Regions from separate parts of the Homo sapiens genome. Here region 2 is linked to region 1. Evidence: chromatin contacts called from ENCODE Hi-C data. All regions are on one chromosome and are shown on one strand. Each heading gives the region's core, a stretch centred on a gene start or an enhancer-like site at or near the end of the contact. The rest is flanking DNA. Distances are from core to core; before and after follow the strand shown.

Evidence for each region. A loop is a pair of places that touch in the nucleus more often than their neighbours do. Pooled maps may share reads with other maps.
Region 2: a loop to region 1 is called in a map with no recorded cell type, with 9 times the contacts of the local background. The contact joins the enhancer-like site here to the promoter of NFKBIE in region 1. A Hi-C loop is called at or near these places in 7 of 37 single-sample maps with no recorded cell type and 3 of 50 pooled maps.

Annotation. Positions count from the first base shown.
Region 1 is chr6:44,264,000-44,267,537 of GRCh38, forward strand. It overlaps NFKBIE (NFKB inhibitor epsilon), which reads right to left and starts at 1,552. Exons shown (of 6, transcript NM_004556.3): 1 at 983-1,552. The coding sequence starts at 1,347. RefSeq lists enhancers at 57-286, 679-1,178 and a silencer at 1,097-1,766.
Region 2 is chr6:43,381,990-43,385,527 of GRCh38, forward strand. No RefSeq gene overlaps it. Among named protein-coding and RNA genes, the nearest start is that of ZNF318, 14 kb to the left of the region's middle. RefSeq lists an enhancer at 1,510-1,689. Within about 2 kb of position 1,907, at least 9 of the 41 ENCODE cell types and tissues checked have a DNase peak (open chromatin) inside an H3K27ac peak, as active enhancers do.

The DNA.
Region 1 (3,538 bases), core at 302-2,801:
CTCCCACCCACTGGGTCCACCAGCTGTCTTTATCAATGGCCACCCAGGATTAGGACCCTGCATCTCCAAAAAGCAGGTTAGGACAGCCACCTCCTGCCTCCCCTACTCCTATTTATATGAGCACCCTTGACCAGGGATTCCAGCCCTCCCCAACTCTATTTCTCATCCCCAGTTCCCAACCTTTCCCTCCTCTGTCAATGTTTTCTTCTTCCTGGGGGGCTAAATCCTCAACTGGCCAACCCATCCCACACAACTGCCTTTTACTTCAACTGCCCTCTGGCCCACTCCCACCAAACTCCATCTGGGTCTGGAGGAGGAAGGGTTAAGTGAGGGAGTGAGACACGACAGTTAGTGGGACTGGGGGCTCTGGAGGTAGAGGATGTCAGGGACGCTGACTCTAGCCCTCACTTCCCCTTTCTTAGCAGAGGAGGAAGTAAGCTGGGGCAGCCAGCCGCCTGTCTGTCTGCTGGGGCAAGAGTGCCCCAGCCTGGCTCACCCCATCCTCCTGAGGACCAGTCCCAAACCTACACCCTGGTGGCACCCCCCATGCCTAGCTTCCTGGCCCCGACTGGCAACCTGTAACTGGCACCTGTTGTTCCTTGAGACAGAGCATTCTGAGGTCAGGAACTGGGAATCCCAGATATTGAGCAAATAAGGATGTCCCCTTCCCCAGCAAGAAGAAACAAAAAAACTGGACTTGGTCAGGGGAATTTTCTCTTCCTAAGGGTGGATTATTGGTAGATTTCCAAGATGCTGGCTGGGTTAAGGGTCCTGCCAGCTCTGCCCACCCCGAAATGGGAGGACAGAGATGATTCCATGGCCTAGCTGGACCTCAAAAGTGGGCTGAGAGTTAAGTCTGGAGTTTGGAAGAGCGAATGGGGACTTGAAGGATCTTCACGGGGGAGTGGGGGTGCCCGACCTGTTGCGGCTCTTGGGCAGGCCCAGAGTTAGCATCCCGATTCAGCCTAGCCCCCATACTCACGTGTCTCCGTCCTCGGAGATGTAAGTGAGTGCTTCCAGCTGCTGAGGGCTCAGCGCCCCCACGTGGGGGAGTGGCAGGCGTGGGGCCGGGTCCTCAGCCTCGGGGCCCCCCAGCAAGGACAGGGTGTAGGTGAGCGAGGAGGAGCCATAGGTGGAATCAGCCCGCTCCCCATCCGCGTCTTCCTTCTCCTGTGGTTCCTTGACGGGTCCCGGAGGATGGGTGCAGGGCTGGGGGCTGCCGTCCGAGGGCCCGGAGGCTGGAGCCGAGGTGGACTCGGGTAGGGAGCGCAGAGAGCGCAGAGACTCAATGCCAGAGTCGTACTGGCTCTCCTCCGCCTCGTCCGGCCCCTTCCGCGCCTCCGACATGCCCGCGGCTCTGGCCGGCCGGGGCCCGGTCTGAGCAGGATCCGGCTCCAGGCTCCGCCGCGCCGCCTTTCCGGGTTGCGGGTCCGCTTGGCAGAGCGGGCGCCCGGCCCGCGGCGGCCTCCTTCCCGGGCTGTGGGGCTCCGAGGGGCCGGCGCGCAGCGAGGACAAGGTTCGGAGCGCTGGCCAGGTCCACCCAGCGGTTACTGTGGGCAGCCGAACCGCCCAAGCGGGTCCTCCTCCTCGCCCCGCCCCTCCGGACCAACAGGGTCGCCTCACGCGGATGGCCCCGCCCCCTCCCCGCCCCCGGCGGGCGCTTCCGGAAAGAGGCCCCGCCCCTCCGGAATCCCCCTTCCCGGGCTCTGCGTAGGCTTGGAGTCTGTGGTTCCCGGGCCTTGACTCACTCCTTCGTTGATTCATTCACTCATTCATTCATTCATTCATTCACTCTTTCCCCCTTCCTCCTTCACTCCATTCATTAGTTCCACGCATGTACTGTTTCCTTCTTTCACTTCTATTTCTTAATTCATTTGTTTTATTTTTATTTTTTATTTTTTTGAGACGAAGTCTTGCTCTGTTGCCCAGGCTGGAGTGCAGTGGTTGATCTCTGCTCACTGCAACCTCCGCCTCCTGGGTTCAAGCGATTCTCCTGCCTCAGCCTTTCGAGTAGCTGGGACTACAAGTAGAGACGGGGGTCTCGCTACGTTGCCCAGGCTGGTCTCGAACTCCTGGGTTCAAGCGATCTGCCTGCCTCGGACTACCAAAGTGCTGGGATTACAGGCTGTGAGCCACCGGTCCCGGATCATTCATTTGTTTTAAAAGAAATATCTATTAATTGTCCGTACAAGCTGGCATCTTTGGGGGAGGGCATGTAGGCGATGGGATGGGGAAGCACTGCTTCCTATCCCCTGCCCATTTATCTCAATTTCTCTTGCTTTCTCATCTTTCCCTATCAGTGCCCAGGGGTACGGGTAGGGAAAGGGGACTCCCATTATCTTTAAAGGAGCAGTTCTCCTGGGTCCTGGAAGACAGTCTCCTGTGTCAACGTCCCACATCACATGGAATTGGGCATGAAAATGTTTTTTTGGAAAGAGCGTCTTCTCAGGGAAACTGTTGTCTAAAAAGTAAAGTGGTTGTGGAGTTTCTTCTTCCTCAAAGGGTGAAACCCTGGCCTTGGGTAGTTACAGTTTCTGGTCAACCCCAGCAGTCAAGGAAGTGGGGTCAGGTTGGGGAGGCCCCAGACATGCTGGGTTGCACTCTGCTCAGGTCCCCAACACAGCCCCAATCTTAGTCCCAAAACATCTTTCCTCTTTCACTGTCCCTGGGCCTAGGAAGGCCGTGGGAGCACCCTACTACAAGTGAGCCCTAAGCCCATGCTCCATGATTTATTCCCTCATTCCTCCCCACTATTCCAAGTGCTATCAGCCTAACGCCAGCAATGCCCTTAGAGGGTTATCCGCAAGGGAACATGTAGCTTTTCCATCTCCAGCATTGGAGAAAGGAAGGTGGATGAGTGTAGACAGCAACGTTTTGCAGGGGGGAGGCCAGCTTTCCCACAGCCCTTCCCCTGCAACCTCATTTTATTCATCCATCATTCACCTACTTGACAAACATGTATGGAAGGTCTCCTGTAATGTCTGACGTTGTTCTTTCTACTGGAAGCAAAACTGACTATCACAGTAATAACCAATAACCACCCCCCATGACCAACAAAAAAATCCCATGGTCCTAAAAAAGCTCCTTGGCAATTACAGCTCAGAGTGGTTGGGATAAGACAGAAGTGAGAACAGGGTGTTGTGGGGGCACACAGTGGGGCCAGCTACTCAGTGGGGTGAGAGGCAAGGAAGCTTCCATTTGAACTGAGAATGGGAAGGGAAGAGAGATAGGGAGAGGAGAAGGACCTAGTCTGTGGGGGGCGATTGGAGGCAGAAGAGTTGGGGGAGGGCTGAGGGGAGAAGATGGCCCACTGTTCTTCAACCCCATGTAGGACCAGAGTGGGAAAGACGTAATGAGCATGAAGCCCAGTGAGGAGCCACGAGGGGAAAGGCCTGGGAAATTGAAGCATCTCCTTCCCTTGAGTCAGCATGATTTCAGATGTTCTCAGTCTCCTCCCCTGACATGTTCCTCTCCGGTCCTCAAAGGCTGCAGCAAAAGTATAGTAATAAACTCCAGACCCAGACCAACTGGGTTCAAA
Region 2 (3,538 bases), core at 657-3,156, 880 kb before region 1:
GGAGAGTCAGTATTAGAGCACTCCATCATGGGAAAGATTCGACCAGCCATTGCTGGCTTTGAAAGGGGGGCCATGAGCCAAGAAATGTGGGTAACCTCCAGAAGTTAAAAAAGCCAAGGGAACAGGCAAGATTTGTCACCTAGGGCCTCCAAAAGTAACACAGCCCTGTCCACACCTTAATTTTAGCCCAGTGAGACCCATTTTGGATTTCTGCACTCCAGAGCTGTAAGATAATAAATATGTGTTGTTTTTTACTTTCCAAGTTTGTAGTAATTTGTTAAGGATACAAGTGTATTTTTTTTTTTTTTTGAGAAACTGTCCCACTCTGTTGGCCGGGCTGGCATGATCATGGCTCACTGCAGCCTCAACCTCCTGGGCTCAAGCAATCCTCCCACCCCTCAGCCTCCCAAGTAGCTGAGACTATAGGTATATGCCACCACACCCTGCTAATTTTTTGTACTTTTTGTTGGGACTGGATTTTGCCATGTTCCCCAGGCTGGTCTTGAACTCCTGGGCCCAAGAGATTCCCTTGCCTCAGCCTCCCAAAGTGCCGGGGTTACAGGTGTGAGCTACCACGCCCAGCCACAAGTGTAACTGTAATAGGTACCACCTCACCTATATATCTCATCCCCACCCTTGTATATTTTTGGTTATGAGAGAAATGCTCCACATCGTTGGTCACTATTTCAGAGCTTATGTCACATTCTGTAGGATACCACTCTAATCTTTTTTTTTCTTTCTTTCTTTGAGACAGAGTTTTGCTCTTGTCACCCAGGCTGGAGTACAATGGTGCGATTGCGGCTCACTGCAACCTCCAGCTCCTGGGTTCAAGCTATTCTTCTGCCTCAGCCTCCCGAGTGGCTGGGATTACGGGCATGTGCCAAACACGCTTGGCTAATTTTGTGTTTTTAGTAGAGATGGGGTTTCACCATGTTGGTCAGGCTGGTCTCGAACTCCTGACCTCAAGTGATCCACCCGCCTTGGCCTCCCAAAGTGCTGGGATTACAGGCGTGAGCCACCGTACCCGGCTGATACCGCTATGATCTTATGAGATGTTGTCTCCAGTTGGCAAAATAAAAACTAAGACCTCAGTAAGCCTATTCTATAAGACTAGCTGGAATATACAATAAAACTAAATAAGGAATCCCAGAAGAGTTGAATTGTGTATCCCAGCTGTCTTACTTCTTCCACCGTAAAAGTACTCCCTTGGCCAAAAGCATCATTGTGTGGGATGTCATGTTGAATGCCTTATGAGTCATTCAGTAAGTTTCTGGATGGTGCTGGCAAAAATACAGTGAGTAGGAAAAATATATAGAAATTTAAAGTAAGTTTCTTCTACAATGAAGATAAATTACTGCCCTGTCCATGAAGGAAGAGGTCCAAACTGGCAGTAGCAGGTCAATCTTAGTGTGAGAACGTCCACGTGATTGAGCCTTTACACTCAACATGCATTGCCTCCATCAGTGGTCCCATGGTCACTTTGTTCACAAGCTCATACAGCACACTCTGGTGTAACTAGGGGAAAGGGTGGATACCATCCATAGAGCAGTTCATCTTCTCTACCTGATTGTTGATAACCCTCTTCTACTCACGAGGCACAAATGTTCTCATTATAGTAGATTGGTTTTCTCAACATACGTTCTAAACTCCTTAGACTGGTTTTCTCAACATACATTCTAAACTCCTTCGTACCTTTCTATACTGAGAGTCTAGAAAGATAAAAGCTGTATTTCTCAGATCCTATTACAGTTATGGTTTCAGGTGTAATTGAGATTTTTGCCAATCAGGTATATTCCCATGAGACTTGAATGTGAAACCCAGTTAACTGAGTGATGTGGAGAAAGAGGCAGGATATGAAGTATTCACTTTGCTGCTGTGAATCATGACAGAGGAAGTGTGGTTCTGTGGTTACCGACGTGCTGATTTGCTGGTTTCCTGCAGTGGAAGCCATAGCTTACCCAAGCATAGCAGAATCAGTGAGATTCTGGGTGTGGGGAGTGCTCTTACAAGCTCCACCTAAAGCTTCTTCCCCTACCCCTTACAAATATTGTGTAAGCCACACGTGATCCCTGGTAATAACGCCCTTCTCCCTTAAATTAAGTAGAGTGGTATCTGTGGTCTGCAACTGAATCATGACAGATACTGTCACATTTGGGAACCATTTTAAGAAGTTCTTCCACATTATACTTCTCCAACTTCATTTTAATATCACTTCTAACTCCCTAATCATCTAGCCAAACCATTAACCTCAGACTCTTTTTTTTTTTTTTTTTTTTTGAGATGGAGTCTCGCTCTGTCACCCAGGCCGGAGTGCAGTGGCGCGATCTCAGCTCCCTGCAAGCTCTGCCTCCCAGGTTCACGCAGCTGGAACTACAGGTGCGTGCCGCCATGCCTGGCTAATTTTTTTGGGGTTTTTTTTGTATTTTTTAGTAGAGACGGGGTTTCACCATGCTAGGCAGGATGATCTCGATCTCCTGACCTCGTGATCCACCTGCCTCGGCCTCCCAAAGTGCTGGGATTACAGGCATGAGCCACCGGGCCCGGCCAAATCAGTGTAGACTCTTAACCTGTTTCTCCTTCTGGGAAAACTGGTCAGGTAGTTGTATTTCTTGAAGTCCTGACTATCCTCAGTGTCCTTCAGGGTCACCCTTGATTGGGGGCCACAGTATCACAGCAGCCCATTTCTTTCTAATGCCAGCACATTAGGTGAAGACAGCTACAAACTAATCATGACTTTATTCCACTGCAGTCTGGTAACAAGGCCCATTTCATTGGTTATAGTGGTAGATGAAATAGCAATGCAGCAGAAGTAGTGGTGTGGGTGCTAGGAGCCATTTGTGTTTTCAGGATCTGCTGTGGCCTCATTTTGTGTATGTCATTTCTACTTGATAATGGATCCATGTCCTAGGTATGAACCAGCTTTATACCTAGGAAGACCAGATGATAGCCAGTTCATGATTATGCTGTGATCATGCTGGGTTCCATGATCATGCTGTGTCCGTGGCCCAGCAGCAAGCTGAGAGCTGATTCTCAAAGAGAGAATATTTACCTGCCAAAAGGCATGCTCAGAGGGCCTCTGCTATGATTATTCTATCAGGACATGCCATAGATGATAAAGTACCTCAGTCTGCCACAAACACTTTGAACATTATAAGGATCGCAAGGACTAAGTTGCACTGCAGACTGGACCAGCTGGAGAACCTTTTCTTCCTCTGAATCTCACTCAAGTATGGCTTCATTTCAAGTGACCAGATAAGGAGGTCAGAGCAGTAACCCAAATATGATCAATGTTGTCTCTAAATTCACCTAAGTGATGTGACTCTTTTGGTTTAGGGGTAGGTAGCACAAGTAAAGCAACTTGTCCTTCATTTTGAAGGGAGCACCTGTATGCAAGATCACTAAACATCAAGAAATATCAGTGAAGTGAAAAGCCTTTGTACTTGAACCTCCCTACCTTCCGGTATACATATATTTCCTAAAGCGTGTAAGATACTTGCTATTTTTTACTCCATATGCCCTATTAGTTTGATGTCATGAG